2 separate regions of the Homo sapiens genome follow, and region 2 is linked to region 1. A link is a loop called in an ENCODE intact Hi-C map of the cell type or tissue named here. Cell type or tissue: Calu3. All regions are shown on one strand. Links, peaks and the distances in the headings refer to the core of each region. The heading gives the core; the rest is flanking DNA. Region 1 overlaps TTLL11 (tubulin tyrosine ligase like 11). Region 2 has its middle 58 kb from the start of DAB2IP.

The links. A loop is a pair of places that touch in the nucleus more often than their neighbours do. Peaks named below come from ENCODE experiments on the same cell type or tissue, not always from the same donor. Only the 100,000 strongest peaks of a DNase experiment are listed, where the experiment ranks them.
Region 2: a loop joins it to region 1, with 18 times the contacts of the local background. A loop is called at or near these places in 2 of 110 quality-filtered maps.

The regions. Positions count from the first base shown.
Region 1 is chr9:121,987,676-121,996,010 of GRCh38, forward strand. TTLL11 (tubulin tyrosine ligase like 11) reads right to left here. Exons shown (of 9, transcript NM_001139442.2): 4 at 1,520-2,095. Among named protein-coding and RNA genes, the nearest start is that of TTLL11, 100 kb to the right of the region's middle. In Calu3, for the core only: a CTCF peak has its summit at 5,109 (motif pointing left); DNase peaks (open chromatin) are centred at 1,516 and 5,106.
Region 2 is chr9:121,589,318-121,597,652 of GRCh38, forward strand. It overlaps a transcript of DAB2IP not described here. Among named protein-coding and RNA genes, the nearest start is that of DAB2IP, 58 kb to the right of the region's middle. RefSeq lists an enhancer at 8,249-8,335. In Calu3, for the core only: a CTCF peak has its summit at 5,302 (motif pointing right); a DNase peak (open chromatin) is centred at 5,274.

The DNA of each region.
Region 1 (8,335 bases), core at 145-8,144:
TTCCCCAGGCACCTCATCCTTGCCATTCCGGCTCCTTCTCTCCTGATATTTATTCTATCTCAAGACACTGCTTCTTGGCCTCCTTTCCTGGCTCCCTCCCCCTCCCCTGCCTTTCCCTTAGTGAAATGTGATTCCCACAGGTGTCTTCTCAGTCTTCTCGTCACCCTCTTTGGTCACCATTTGCTGATGAGTTCTCATCTCTGTCCCCAACCCAGGCCTCTGTCTCCTGAACTCCAAGCTCCAAATAGCCAATTGTCCCCTTAATCTCTCCACTTGGATGTCACATAGGCACTTTAAGTCCAACTCCCAACCTTCCCCCAACAGCCTGGTCCTCTTCCGGGGCCTCCATCCATGCAAGTACCCAAGCCACCTGCACATCAGCCTCAGGTTCTCCCTGCCCTCACTGCCACCATCTCTCCTCTCTCTCCAGCCTCATCCAGTCACCAAGCTGAGCCCTTCTTGCTCCTTCCCTGGCACCCAGATCTGTCTATCCCCCCTACCTTCACCACAACCTTCCCAGTCCATACCACCATCCTCTCCAGCTTATGTGAAAGCAACTGTCTCCTAGGGACCTCCCCACTTCCAGCCTTGTCTCAGTGTGTTCTCTACTCTGTAGACACTGTTCTTTGAAACATACAAATTGGAATGCATCTTTCCCCTGCTTAAAATTCTCCAGGGACCACCCCCCCGAACCAATACCCAGGCTCTCGACACAGCCCCTACCTTTCTCTCCCACCTCACCTTCCCTCATCTCCCCCGCATCTCTGCCTTAAACCCCACCCAGCAACCATACTCAACCTCTTCCAGTGCCTCCTGCTTCCCACTCACCCCTCTGGCTTCAGCACATTTCCACCTGGAACCCTTTGCCTCCCCTACCCCTACCCAGTTTCTCCTGCTTCATCTAACTCTCGCTCCAGGTTTCAGTTCAACTGCTATTTCTTCTGGGAAGCCTTCCCTGACCACGCCACTCCCGCCCAGAGAATGTTACGTGGCCCCACGATCTCAGCACCTCAGACGTTTCTTATTCTACTCTAGCATTTAAAACCCTCCATAATCATTGCTTTTTAAATTATATGTCTCTCACAACAGACTCTATGCATCAGCAAGCAAGGCCCTGACTTGCTGTCTCAATAGAACCCAGGACAATGTCTGACCGCTACTAAGCATGTGGCAAAGGTTGTTGAATGAGTAAGTGAATGAATGAATGAGTAAACGAATGAATGTAAAACTCTGCTTTACATGTGTTATCTCATTTAATTCTTACAAGAACCTTTTAAGATAGGTATTCTTCATTTCATTTTACAGGTAACAGAGGGGAAGTAGCTTGCCCCAAATCACACAGGGAGCAAACAGAAAGCTTGGAAGTTGGGCCCAGGTTTAACACCCAAGCCCACAGCACCACCAACACTGTCCCCTCCTCTGGCCATCCCACCCCGATCACTCATCCTACACGAAGCCAGAGAGCCCTCTTGAGGCCGGTCAAGGCTGGAAACGCAGGCTGGGAACTGGCAATGGTTACCTGGAAGCACGTGGGGCCCGGCCTCCCCGTGGGGATGTCTGACTGGTAGAAGACTTTGAGCTCTGGAGTCAGCGCGATGACCGTCTTAATCACCACGGAGATGATGTCAGACCAGACCTTCTTGATGTCAACGCCTTTGGAAGACAGTCTACAAAGGATGCTGGAAAAAGTCCTTTTGCTGCCAGTGCTAGCACTGTCCGAGTGGATGAAGTTGCCGCTGTGGATGTTCAGTGAATAGTTGGTTAAGTGCATAAAGATGCGGTGCAGGTTTTTGGGGGTGGGCTCCTGATATGGCTCGGTACAAAACCTAGAGAGTCCGTCTTTGGCTATATAAATCTCTAAGGGGTCTAAGGACTTGAGTAAGACATACAGACGAATATCAAACTTGAGCTTGTCGATAAGGAGAGGTTTGCAGATGTACTCCTGGACCACCGCTGGCCTGCTCTGGAGGGTCCCTGCCAGGCGGATGTCACTGGGGTCTTTAATGAGGTAGATTCCATCACCCTGACAACCACCATCAGGTTTCACGATAAAAGTGGGCTTCCAGGAGGGGTCATCGTCTTTCACCATTTGAACCTGGAGGGGGAAAAAAGGATGGCCGACATTATATTGTTTTCCCTCTGGATCCCTAACACAGAGCAAGGCCTTAGCAAATGTGTGGTGAATGAGTGACAAGATGATCCCTGCCGATCTGAGCAGGGGCTGAGCATCTTCCATGGAGATGACACTGCACAAGGTACTGAGATGGTGACATCAGGACTGTCCCCAGTCTTGTGCTCCAGAGCGAGGTGGAGAGTGTAGTGGACTGGCAGTCACAAGACCTGGGTTCAAATCCTGTTTCGCCAGTTATTAGCTACCACTTTGAACAGGTCATATAACTAATAATAGTGCTGAGAATGATAATGATGGTGAGCTAATATCATTTATGAGCGCCTGTGAAATGCCAGGCACTATATCAGGCACTTACCTAATTAGCTCATCTAACCCTCACAGAAAATATGGTTGTGTCTTTTTATGTCAGGAACAGAGAGGGTACAGCAGTTGCTGAGGGCATGGGTGTTGGAGTCAGATGGCCTGGGCTCAGACACTGGCCCTGCTCCTTACCCTGCAGCCTTGGACAAGTGACTTAAGTTATCTACACCCTTTCCATCTGTGAAATAGGAGAAAGGTTGTTTTGAGGATTAAATGCAATCATAAATGCAAGAGGCTAAGGACCTAGAACCTGAGAAATAAAAGACAATCCAAAGCCTGGCTGTCACTCTTTTTAGAAGATGAAGTGACTTGCCAGCTAACGCGGGGGCAGAATTGGGATTGGAATCTAGATTGATGACTGAAGCCCTTGGACCTTCCTCTATCCTACCATGTCTTGGTTTCCTCACTTTAAAAATGGGGATATAGACACCTACCCTCACTGTGTCGTTGTAAGGATGAAATAAACTAAAACGTACAAAGGGCCAAGCGCAACACCAAACACAGAGCTGAGCTAGTGCACAGGAAATGTTTGTTTTATGTTTACATCCCTTCTAAAGTTCATCTGGTAGACCTGACCAATCCTTCCATCTGTTGAGATCTTTTTGAAACAAGATCCCGTCGTCCACAGTATTTGCTCTCCTCCCAGCTCCAGGTCAGCAGAACACTCACATAATTAACTATCCAGGCACTTGACCAGTCCAGATAGTCGATCTGGACCTGTGGGTCTGCATAATTCATCCTCGCCCCATTGCCCCTGATGCTGGTGAGGTGCTTCCTGCAGCTATGGAGAGCGGATGGACTGAAATGGCAGGAGAGGAGGTTTTCACAAGCAGAGAGAAGCTGGAGGAAATGTAAGGGTGGATTTGAAAGAGGGATCCATGCTCTCTGCAGCTTCTGGTGTGAAAGTTCCCCTCTGAAATCTGACAGCAGTGCCTGGCAGGCTGAGTTGGTGGGTGCCCCAGTGACAGACTCCTCTCAGCTCTCCACCTTTGCTGTGTAAGCCCAAGCCAGGACATCTGCACTCTGGCTTGTGCCTTGCGCTTATCTCTTTGACCAGCCTATATTTCTAAATAAAGCTTTTGCCAATTCCTTGGGCACTATCACTTATTCTGGGCTTGTAAAAGATCTTTAACAATGGAGAAACACTTAAAGCCTTAATAATGGTCCACATCAATTGTTTCCCCTTGTCAGCAGGATCCGAGAATGGAACTTCACAAGAGATCAATGCAAGCCTCCCAGGGCCTTCCACTGAGGCTTTCTTGCAACTGTGACCTTGACGTTTATGTAGTTATTTAATATTCAACCAAAGCATTCGTACACTTGGCCCTTTACAGTAAATATAAGTGTGCTGGACAAATGGCAGTTATGGACCAGGAAGTGAAAAATGTCAAGTTTGCACTGATGGGAAATTTTTCCCTCTGGAAAGCTTTTGCTATGCCGAAGACACTAACAGTTCAATATATTATCCAGAGCAATATTTTCTCCTTTGAATTCCATGTATATGCCTTAAATAAATTAAACTACCTGGTCAATAGTCTCCGTCACTCATTGGATTCCTGAATACTTCTGCTCTTTGCCAGAATAGTGCCATACAAATCAAGATTATTAATACTCATAGAATCATTGAATTTTTAGAACTAGAAGAATCCTCAGGGATCATCATCACCCAGTACTCTCAAAAGTCAAGGGGGAAACGGAGGCTCAGAGAGGTGACGTGACTTCCCTTGGGTCCCACAACTGGCTGGCAGTATGGTCAGGATGAGAACTGAGGTCTCCCGACCCCACCTCAAGTTTGCGGTGCCATTTTTGCCTCTAAGATAAAACTGAAGATCTCTTGTTCCTCCGCTTACTGTAGGAAAGATCCTCCTAATGTATCAGACAGCACTGAGGTCTGTACTCTGGCCTCACCCTAAAGATTTTGGCCCTGAGTATGGCCATCCAGGAACTATATCTGTAGATCCTGAGTTGGCCAGACTGCCCCAGTTTCAAATCTTCTGTCTGGGTTCCTTGCTTGTTAAAGCGCAGGTGTGATTTACAGGAAACCCTCACAATTGTTCAGAACGTGGTTCCCATAGCCACCAGACCCTTCCGCCACTACTACCCTAAAAAGAGAAACATTTTTCAGAATTCATATTCACTCTCCTCTGAGGTTTATTCAAGAATGACCCTTTCCCAGCAGTTATTAAAGTTAAAAAGTAACACGTTGGCTCTTAAAAAGAAGTCATGGACCAGAATGAAAATATCATCGATATTCCTGGGCCCCAGCCTCAGCAATTCTGATTTAATCGATCTGAGATGAGACCTGGGCATGTGTATTCTGGAAAAATCACCGCAGGTGATTCTGATGAGCACTCTGTCTGAGAATCACTAGACTAAGTGAATTAAATAAAAATACCATCTGAAACCAACATATTGAATGAAGTATTCTGCACTGGTGTTAGCTGGAGTGTGAGGAAGACTCGCGCTTATGCTACAACTGATGGTATCTCTAGTTTTATCCAAACCTGCTGTTGGACCTGAAATCCATTACCTTGTAACGGTATACACGGATGGCTGAAAGAGATACACAGAGGAGGTGGTGGCCTAATTGCCTGGCACTCCGCGGGCCTACTGAAAACTTTATGTGGCTTTTACTGCCCCCTAGTGGACATTTAGAAACCGCTACTGGGAAAGTCACCCCGTTCAAAATTCCAACACTACTGAGCAGTAAGATACTCTACTAAGACATTAAAATGGTCTTAAAGAAACACCACTACAAATGAAATATTATTCAGCCTTAAGAAGGAAAGAAATTCTCACACATGGCACAAAATGGATGCATCCTGAGGATACTATGCTAAGTGAAATAAACTAGACCCAAAAAGACAAATACTGTAAGTAAGAATGCACTTATATGAGGTACCTAGAGCAGTCAAATTCATAGAGACAGAAATTACAATGGTGTTTTCCAGGGCTGGGGTGGGAGGGAATGGAGAATTAATGATTATTGGGTACAGAGTTTCAGTTTTGCAAGATAAAATAAGTTCTGGACATGGATGATAGTTGTACAAAAATGTGAATGTACTTAATGCCACTGTACACTTAACATACATACAATGTACATTTAAAAATGGTTAATCTGGTAAATCTTGTCATGTATATTTTACCAAAATTTTAAGATTAATTTTTAATTTTTTTAAGTCATAGCTTTTGGTAAGTTAGAGATAGTACTATAGTGAAAAACAGAAAATCTGGATTTTAGTCCCAATTGTTTCTGACTGTGTGACCTCGAGAAAGTCACCTAACTTTCTGGGCTTTGTTGTAGTCACCTATAAAATAAAGGGGTCAGACTAAGGTCCCTGGCTTCCGCCAGCGAGCAAATGCTGAACCATGATTTATCTTGATATCACCACAGTCGAAGGCTGCGTTACAAACACACAAGTGGCATTCATCACGTCGGAGAGTTCCTGCTGTGCTGTTGGGATCAGCACATTGGGATGATCTATAAGAGGAGGAGATTTGGGTCTGAGATTTATGATGCATTTGAGGAAATCAGCAGGGCATTTGGAGGAAGCAAGCTAAAATGTTTGGAGGGAGAAATTCAGCAACTAGAATATCAAGCCACAAAACATTATTAGCAATGAGGGGCAGGTAAGAGGCCAATTTCTGAAGAAATACTGTGTCTGCAATACTGGGGAAGTCAAAACCAGTTAGGGCAGTCCTTTGTCACTCAGGTGGATTTGCATCCAATCTTAGCAACTCAGACCTTTGATGTCACAGGTACACGCTACAGATCTCAGGCAAAAACAAGCCTCTGGTAGACAAAATCAGTGTCACACGGTGCATGCCAGACAGGAGGCAGGGCCAGCCCCTGCCAGCCTCAGGGATATGAGCCTGGTACCCAGGGCAAATTCCTACCTCAATGTTCAGGGCAATTTCTGAGTCCACTTAAGATGGAAGGCAGTCTGCAGTGAGGTCACCTAGGGCCAGATGGAAAGGGCAAGAATGGCCTGTTGGGGCAGAGTGGGAGACAGAGCAGTGGGGCAGAAAGGAAGGACCTGGGCAGATGATGTGCTGCTTCGGTGGGGGGTTATGAAGGCAGGAGCGGGCAGGACACTTCTGGGAAACTGTAGATAGTTCCGACGGCTGGAGAACATAAGAGGTGGAGGGGGTATGCACATGGAAATCCCACTAGTGAGATTGGCAGGGGCCAGATAATACCACCACCACGAATAATAATAATAACATTAGCACACGCTTACTGAGCACTTATTATGGGTCAGGCACTGTTCTAAGCACTTTGGAGGTATTATCTCACTTAATCCTCACAACAATCCTATTTTACAGATAGGGAGAGGGAGGCCCAGAGATGTCAAGTAATTTGTCAAAGATTACACAGCCAATAGGTCACAAAGGCAGGATTTGAACCCAGGCAGGCAGATTCCAGAGCCCATGCCAGAATGAATGAGAGATGTATGAGAAGGGGATGGAGGAAGATCAGGCCTAGCTAGGAAGTAAGAGTCTCATAGGGAAGGCCCTTGAATGTTGGTTTAGAGTTTGAGCAATGTCCTAAAATGATGGGGACTCCCTGAAAGGTTTTGAGAAGAAAGCAACTTAATTAGATGTGTATTATGGGATGATGCCTCAGGCTGTCACATAGAAAATTTACCCAAGTGGTTGGATGGTCTGGGGCAGACAGGAAAAGTCCAAACTGAGGCTGCAGTGGAGTCAGAGGGAAGGACAGAGGTTTGGGAAATATTTTGGAGCTAAAATCAACAAAACTGGATGACTGGGAGAGAGAGACAGGAACATAAAGGATAATCCCCCTATGTCTAGGTAGTCACAGGGAATATAAGGGAATGAGGAAAGGCAGAGGGGAGGCAGTGGGAAGATGATGAGCTGCACAGAGGACCCTGGAGGGCACGCACCTAGAGAGGTTTGTGGTCCCTGGGAAATGTGTCTGGAGCTTGGGAGAGAGATCTGGGGTCGTCAGGCCCCCAAGGATGGCCAAGGCCCTCGCAATGGGCCAGATTATCCAGAGACAGGATAGAGAGGAAGAAGAGGGCACCTGGGAGCCAGAGGCTGGAACGGGCAGAACAGACCCCAAACACCCTGTATTTATACTCGATCTGCAGGCGAAGGATGGAGTTTCAACTGGCGAGGGACATGCATCCACGCATCACCAGGGCACCCAGGAGGAAGATAGTTTGGAAGGAATGAAACCAGGTGTAGGAAGGACCCGAGGCTATCAAAGGTCCAAAGGCCTGAGCTGGGGCAGGGACAATGCGGTTGAAATAGGGAGCTGAGAGAAGAGGTAGAATCAGGGCACCTGGTGACTGGACAGATGTGAAAGGCGAGAGAGGAAAGGGTCATGGGTGAGCTCACGGTTTGGGACTTCAGCAATTTTGGGAGGGGTGATGTTACCATTAACAGATTTAGGGACTACAGGGAGAGGAGCAGGTCTCATTGAAGGAAAGTGGGGACAAGGAGAGGAGGAATTCACTTCATCTAATGAGTATTATTTGCACGACTCCAGACAGAGCTAATTTAGGACTTTATAATATCCCGCAAGCCCTCTACTGTTCATCGGAACCAGGCCAGGTTGTCCGATATCTCCTACAGATGATTAATTCTGATACAACAACTCTCCCAAGCTTGGAAAGAATAAGAGCTGCTGTCCGACAGGGATGAGACTCAGACTCTAAACTCAGATGGCGCATACCTCGAACTGGAGCACAGGTATCCGAACAGACCTCTCAAGCTCCGTGGTGAGCGCGGGAACCACGGGCCCGTGAGAAGTAGTGCCTGCCACTGTGCAGGCAAACATTTTCAGCACTCCCTGGCTTTTGAAGAGTTCCAGTTAAG
Region 2 (8,335 bases), core at 314-8,313, 400 kb before region 1:
GCTGCTCCCCTCACTTGAGGCTCCAATAATACTTGACTGTAATTCCCTGAGCACGCTGGCTGTTTCATGGTGCCATGTTTTTTTATGGGCTATTTCCTCTTTGCCTGGCTAACTTTTCTGTCTCGCTTCCTTAAAGACACACTCAGAGGTCATCTCCTTGGAAGCCTTTCCTGGAGCCATTCCTGCCCCGCTCCCAAGGCTGGTAGCAGAGCCGCATAGCTGCCCACCTGTGTCTCAGCCATTACCAGCAGTGCTCAGCAGCATATGGGAGTGTCCTGCTTGGGGACCACCTGATGACATTGTTACCTGTCTCTTCCCCCTGCATCTGTGTCTCCAGCACCCAGCCCAGAGCCTGGCACAAAAGGAGCCGAATGACATTGACTTAGGCACGTGGAGAATCCATGGACAGCCGCCTCCCCAGAGGTGACAGCTCCTTCCTACACTGGTGCTCTACATCCAGTGACTGACCAACCCAGGGTCATAAAAGCTTGGCATTGCTCAGGATGACTCTGAAGGGCCATCCCAGCTCCCGATGTAGGGTAGGCTGAGGCTTGCACTGACTGCATGGAAGCTCAATTCCTCCTTCTGCCCAGTCCTGCTCCCTTCCCTTCCCTTCCCTTCCCTTCCCTTCCCTTCCCTTCCCTTCCCTTCCCTTCCCTTCCCTTCCCTTCCTGGGGTATGAGAGAAACTGCGGAGGTGGAATCAAAGCATCTGAGAATGATTAGACTCAGACAGGGATGTGTCCCCTCAGAACAGGTCTTCCCTGGAAACAGCTGTTCTCCTGTTCAGTATCACCTGGTCCTTCCTCCATGCATAGTGTCTGACATCATCTCATTCTCTCTGGGTATTGAATTCTCAATGCCTCAGAGGCAGAAGTGAGGTCTGTGCATTTCCACTACTTATGCTCCGTGACCGTCATGCCCCACACGCACACTAGATCGGAGCTGCTTTCTCCTTCTGGCCCCTCCTTCCCACTCCTCCCCTGTCATTCATACTATCCCTGCTCCAGGGTCTTGTGGGCCTGGGTCTTCATCCTATGATGCTTCAGTCACTGCAGTTTTGAGTTTCACTTCCATCATCAGGTAAGGACCCACCACCCCAGCCTATCTGTGAAAAGGGTGTTGTGGTTACAAAACCCAGGATCTGGAATCAAACAGATGGGGCTTGAGAACAGGCTCTGTCATCTACATGCTGTGTGATCTTGTGCAAGTTGCTTAAAATCTGAGCCTCAGTTTCCTCATCTGTCAAAAGGGAATAGATACTAGAACCTTTTCAGAGGCGGTCGTAAGAATTAAATGAGAGAGCATCTGGCAAAGCACTCAAACTTGCATTCATAGCAACGGGCAGAAATGTAGACATTTCTGGCAACAAACAGTATCCAACAACAATAAACAGAGCCTATTGATGGAGGTGGGAAAGCAGACGTGCCTTCACTCATTCATTCAACAAACATTCATTGAGCACCTACTACATGCCCTTGCTGAGGGTAGGAGGGGATACAACAATGAAGAAAACCAGGCATGATCCCTGTGTTTAGGGATGCCCAGCCCGGGAGCATGACACATCCATCCAGTGATCACACATTGAAGATGCCATCACCAACTGCAACGGACACCATAAAGGAAAGTGACTTGAGCCATGGGTGTGTCATGTGGGAGGCCAGGGAAGCCTTCCCTGAGGAAATGACATTAGGCTTCCATTGGGAGAAGTTAACTGGGCCAAGGAATGGAGAAAAGTGTTCTGAAGAGGGGAAACTGGTATGCAAAGGCTGTGTCGTGGGAAGAAGCGTTGTATATTTGAGGATCTGGAAGTTGGCTGGAGTGGCTGGAGGCAGAGAGGGATGGGGAAGATGGCAAGAAATGAGGCTAGGGCCAGGCATGGTAGCTTATGCCTGTAATCCCAGCACTTTGAGAGGCTAAGGCGGGTGGATCACTTGAGGCCAGGAGTTCAATACCAGCCTGGCCAACATAGTGAAACCCTGTCTCTACCAAAAATACAAAAATTAGTTGGTTGCAGTGATGCATGCCTGTAATTCCAGCTACTCAGGAGGCTGAGGCACAAGAATCGCTTGAAGCCAGGAGGTGGAGGTTGCAATGAGCCGAGATCGTGCCACTGCACTCCAGCCTTGGGCAACAGAGTGAGACTCTGTTCTCCTGCCAAGAAAAAAGAAATGAGGCTGGGGAGATGGGTAGGACCTGACCACCCAGGATCTTGGAGGCCACATGATGGCAACAAGAAACCATTGAAGCTTTGAACAGAAGTGAGGGTGATATGATTGGATCTGTGCTTTGAAAACCTAATGAGGAGAACTAGTAGATAGGGACCCACATGGAGAGGGGCCAGGTGGATGCATGGAACAAGTTCAGTTCTTAGCGAAGTCCAGGCAAGAGACCACAGTGTCTGCACTGGGCTGGAGATAAACATTTGGGAATCATCTGCATAAGGACAGTGGTTGAAGCCATGGCCTGGGTGTAGTTCAAGTTGCCTGTGCAGAGAGTCTAGAAAAATAAGAGGGACTCAGACAGTCTCAAACTCCAAGTTTTACAGCCCAGGGGAGTCAGATGAGGTAGCCAAGGAGGAGAAGTGACCAGAGAACTAGGGGACAAACTGGGAGAGTATGGTAAGATGGAAGGGAACAGAAGTTTCTGTGGGGTTAAGTATTGCCAAGAGATCAGGAGAGATGGAGGTGGAAATGTATCCTATGGTGTTACCAACAAGGAGGTCATTGGTGACCTTCCCGAGAGCCATTAGGAAATACTGCAGATCTGGCCAGGCGCCAGTGGCTCACGCCTATAATCCCAGCACTTTGGGAGGCCGAGGTAGGCAGATCACTTGAGATCAGGGGTTTGAGACCAGCATGGCCAACATGGTGAAACCCCATCTCTACTGAATACAAAAATTATCTGGGCATGGTGGTACGCACCTGTAACCCCAGCTACTTGGGAAGCTGAGGCAGGAGAATCACTTGAACCCTGGAGGTGGAGGCTGCAGTGAGCCAAGATAGTGCCACTGCACTCCAGCCTAGGTGACAGAGCAAGACTCCATCTCAAAAAAAAAAAAGAAAAAAGAAAAATGGCAGATCTTAAGCTGGGTCAGCTTCCTGTCTGGCTAGGCCGTTTGCATGGGACAAAGTGCCCCAGTGGCTAATGTCCATGTCACCAGGATAATATTACATTGTCCAGAGAGATCTGAACCAAAGAAGATTGGCACATTAGCTCAGAAAATCTCATTGGAACCCTTGAAGTACATGTTGTTCTTTTCCAGTGACCATATAGCCCTGTCAACTTTATATATTTGTTAGCTTGTACAACATGTAACATTAGCCAATTCATCGTCTAGAGTCTGAACCATAAGCAATTTGCTATCCTGTGTGTTGCCTTGATGGAAGAACTCGACAAGTGGACATACGTGGATTTTGCAGATATAGTGCAGACGATGCCTTTGGCAAATCACTCCAGACACATCCCTTGGGGAAGGTGCTGCAGGCTCTGTCGCCCCTACAGATGGAAGCTGACAAGGAAAAGACGGGTCCAGATTGGAATCCCTGGGCTACATGTGAGAACAGACTGGAGGGTGCCAGAGCGGATGGGCAGACAGAGAGGAGGGTCTTTAGTTCTACAGTGTTGTACAGCGCCTCACTCAGGGGGTGGCACAAAGGACAGGAGGAAAGAGCCCCAGAAGCACTAACTTCATGCATATTTTTGACCTTCTCATCTCCTGGGCCAGCCTCCCTGGGTGTGGTTTTGTTCAGAACTGGAGAACGCGCCTGAATTTTTTAAATAATTGAGACAGGGTCTTGTCTGCTGCCCAGGCTGGAGTGCAACGGCATGATCATAGCTTAGTGCAGCATCAAACTGCTGGGCTCAAGAGATCATCCTGCCTCAGCCTTCCAAGTAGCTGGGACCACAGGCATGCTCACCACTGTGCTTGGCTTCTCTTGGAATTTTGTTGTTGTTGTTGTATTTCTTGAGACGGAGTCTCACTTTGTTGTCCAGGCTAGAGTGCAATGGCGTGGACATGACTCACTATAGCCTTGACCTCCTGGGCTCAAGTGATTTTCCCAACTCAGCCTCCCTAGAAGCTGGGATCACAGATGCATGCTACCGTGCTCGGCTAATTGTCTTTTCAATTTTTTGTAGAGATGGGGTCTTGCCATGTTGCCCAGGCTGGTCTTGAACTCTTGGGCTCAAGCGATCCTCCTGTCCTGGCCTCCCAAAGTGCTGGGATTACAGACATGAGCCACTGTGCTCAGCCCCCTGGAATTTTTGATCAGCCTCCCACTTTCTTTCTTTCTTTCTTTCTTTATTAGTTTTATTTTATTTTCTTTTTCTTTTTTTTCTTTTTTCTTTTTTTTTCTTTTTTTTTTTTGTGACGGAGTCTCACTCTGTTGCCCAGGCTGGAGTGCAGTGGCATAATCTCGGCTCACTGCAACCTCCACCTTCCAGGTTCAAGCGATTCTCCTGCCTCAGCCTCCCGAGTAGCTAGGACTACAGGCATGCACCACCACACCCAGGTAATTTTTGTATATTTATTAGAGATGGGGTTTCACTATTTTGACCAGGCTGGTCTTAAACTCCTGACCTCAGGTGATCTGCCTGCCTTGGCCTCCCAAAGTGCTGGGTTTACAGACGTGAGCCACCATGCCCAGCCCTCCCACTTTCATAGTAACCTGATCAAGTTCTTTCCATCCTCCCCTGTAAACAACTTCCTCTTGACCATAGTCATATAATTGCTACCTGTACCAAGAAAGGAGCCATGCATTTTGCCACTATGATCTCATTGAATCTTTATAATAACCCTTGTGATAATCTCTAGTCAATGTTGGCTGTGTAAACCCAGCAACAGGCTCAGAGGGATGTAGTAGCATGCTCTAGGTCACACAGCTGGCAAGTGGGTCAGCTTGGATATGAATGCAGCATTTTTTTTTTTTTTTTTTGGAGATGGAGTCTTGCTCTGTCGCCGAGGCTGGAGGGCAAATGGTGCGATCTTGGCTCACTGCAACCTTCACTTCCCAGGTTCAAGGGGTTCTCCTGTCTCAGCCTCCCTAGTAGCTGGGATTACAGGTGTGTGCCACCATGCCCACCTAATTTTTGTATTTTAGTAGAGATGAGGTTTCACCATGTTGACCAGGCTGGTCTCGAACTCCTGACCTCAGGTGATCTACCCGCCTCGGCCTCCCAAAGTGCTGGGATTATAGGCCCCGAGCACTCTTTGACTTTGAAGTTCACATTCCCATCAAGAACACTCAATGAAGACCAAGCAGTCAGTCCAGCAGGTGGTGGGGTTGCTTTTTCCTTTTGACAGTTTGGAATGATCCCTTTTGGTTTCTGAGTTTTTGGGTCACTCAGTCCTTTTCTTCATTCAATAAACCTTCCTGAGGCCAGGCCTCTTGCAGGTGGTGGGGCTGCAAGGTTTGCGACCTGGAAGAGCTCACAGTCTGCTCCAGGACACAGACCCATAGCAAGGTGCAACAATCTACAATATGATAAATATAGATGGTGGAGTGGGTGGGTTCTGTGGGAACCCTCTGCTTTCCATGGGCTGGAATGCCTGAGCTGGATTATAATAGGAGAAGTAGGCACTGACTGGGTAGAGATAGGGAGGACAGACATTCTAGGAAGAGTAAACAGTGTGTGCAAATTCCTGGGGCATGATAGAGCTTGGTGGACTTGGGAGACCTGGTTGTATGGTGGTGCTTGGGCGGGGGCAGTCTCAGCTGACTGGGACTAGGGTGTGAAGGACCCCAGTGAAGATTGCAGACTGGGCTATTCATGTTCTTAAGATTTACTGAGCACTTCCTCATGAGCCAGTCTTTGTGCTAGGTATTTCCCAGAAAGGATGACCAGGTTATTAAAATACGGAAACTGAAGTTCAGAGTAGGACTGGGTTTTATGTGGCCTCCCACCATGACTCTCTGCACCTTAAAAAAAAAAAGTGATGAAGAATAAAACAAACACTGTGTGTCTCCTATCCTGGTCAAGAAATAAAACCAAGCATGAGCATGGTGGCTTATACCTGTAATCCCAGCACTTTAGGAGGCCGAAGCAGGAGGATCGTTTGGGCCCAGGAGTTTGAGACCAGTGTGGGCAACATAGTGAGACCTTATCTCTACAACAAACAAACAAACAAACAAAAATTAGCCCGCCATGGTGGCGTGTGCCTGTAGTCCTAGCTACTCAGGATGCTGAGGTGGGAGAATCCCTTGATCCTGGGAGGTTGAGGCTGCAGTGAGTTATCATTATGCTACTGCACTCCAGCCTGGTTGAAAGAGAGAGGTGCTGTCTCAAAAAAAAAAAAAGAAAAGAAGAAGAAGAAAGAAAGAAAGAAAACCTTACTAAGATGTGTGAATGTGTGAAGCTCCTTCCTATTAAACATCTCCCTCTATCCAGAGGTAAAAACTTTGCAGAATGGTGTATTTATCATTCCTCTGAATGTCTTTATACTTTTACCATATCTGTGCATTCCTATGGAATATATGGTATTCTGTTCGGCATGTTTAAAGAATCTATATGAAGGCTGGGCATAGCGGCTCATGCCACCAGTCACGTAGTTTGTGGAATTACAGGAATAGAACTTGAAGCCAGGGTAGGCACAGTGGCTCACATCTGTAATCCCAACACTTTGTTTGGGAGGCTGGGGCGGGAGGATCGCTTGAGTCCAGGAGTTTGAGACCAGCCTGGCCAACATAGAGAGACCCCTCTCTCTACAAATAAAAATATTAGGCCAGGCGCGGTGGCTCATGCCTGTAATCCCAGCACTTTAGGAGGCCGAGGCAGGTGGATCACCTGAGGCGGGGAGTTCGAGACCAGTCTGACCAACATGGAGAAACCCTGTCTCTATTAAAAAATACAAAATAATACAAAATTAGCTGGGCATGGTGGCGCATGCCTGTAATCTCAGCTACTCGGGAGACTGAGACAGGAGAATCTCTTGAACCCAGGAGACAGAGGTTGCGGTGAACTGAGATCGTGCCATTGCACTCCAGCCTGGGCAATAAGAGTGAAACTCCATCTCAAAAAAATAAAAAACAAACAAACAAACAAAAAACTAGCTGCATGTGGTGCCACTGCACCTGTGGTCCCAGCTACTCAGAAGGCTGTGGTGGTAGTATTACCTGAGCACAGGAGTTCGAGGCCGCAGTGAGCTATGATAGCGCCACTGCACTCCATCCTGGGTGACAGAGCAAGCCTCTGTCTCAAAACAAAACAAAACTATATGAATGATATTATAGAAATTTGATGTTCTGCAACATGTTCTCCCTCCCCTTATTTGAGATTTGAGATTCATAATGAATTTCTAATCATTTATTTTTGCTGCAGTATAGAATTTTGCTGACTACCCCACAATTTGTTTATGCATTCTTCCTCTGATAGGGATGGAGGCTGTTTCAAATTCCTTACTAGTATTATCATTATTGCAATGAGCAAGAGGTTCTCTATGTCAAGACTCTGGGTCACTGGGGTATGTGCACTTCGACATTTCTAGATGCTGCCAAATTGTTTCCCAGAGTGGCTCTACCCATTTCCACTCCTGCCTGCAGCACAGGACAGTTCTCCAGACTCCAGGTCCCTACTGTCCCACTTCTTTGTTTTTGCACCAATCTGACAGGCATGAAGTGGCACTTTACTGGGATTTTGTTTTATATTTCTCTGATTACTAGTGAGACTGACCATCTTTGCATATGTTTATTGGCCATTCATGTTTCTTTTTCTGTGAATTGCCTGTTCATATATTTTGCCCAATCTCCTATTGCCTCTTTAGCACATTGGTTTGTGGAAGGCCTTTGTATATTTTGGATATTATATTGTAAATATCATCTTTTGATAAACAGAAGTTTTGAATTTTAATTAAATGTATTGATGTTTTTCTTGATGATTTATGCTTTTGAGGTCTTCTTTAAGACATCCTTGACTATTATGAGTTTTTTTTGTGTGTGTAAGTTTTCAGTACACCTGGAACTGATCTTTTATGCATGGTGTGAGGTAGGGATTCAGCTCATCTTTTACTAATATGGACATTCTATTGCTCTAGCACCATTTATAGAAAAGTCCACCCTTCTCCCACTGACCTGCAGGGCCATCTCTGCTACATATCAAGTTTCCATACCTGTATGGGTCAATTTTTGCAGCCTCTATTCTAGTCCACTGGCCAATTTATCTACCCTTGGGCTAATACCAGATGCTGTGATTGTACATTTTGGGGTCCTTAGCACCTCCTCTCTCGAATTAGAGGAGTGCTAGTGACTTCCTGAGAGTAGAAACTTGTGTTCACCTTTGCAGCTCTCTCATCACGTTTTACATGAACATCTACATAATGCTTTTGTTTACAAAAGGAT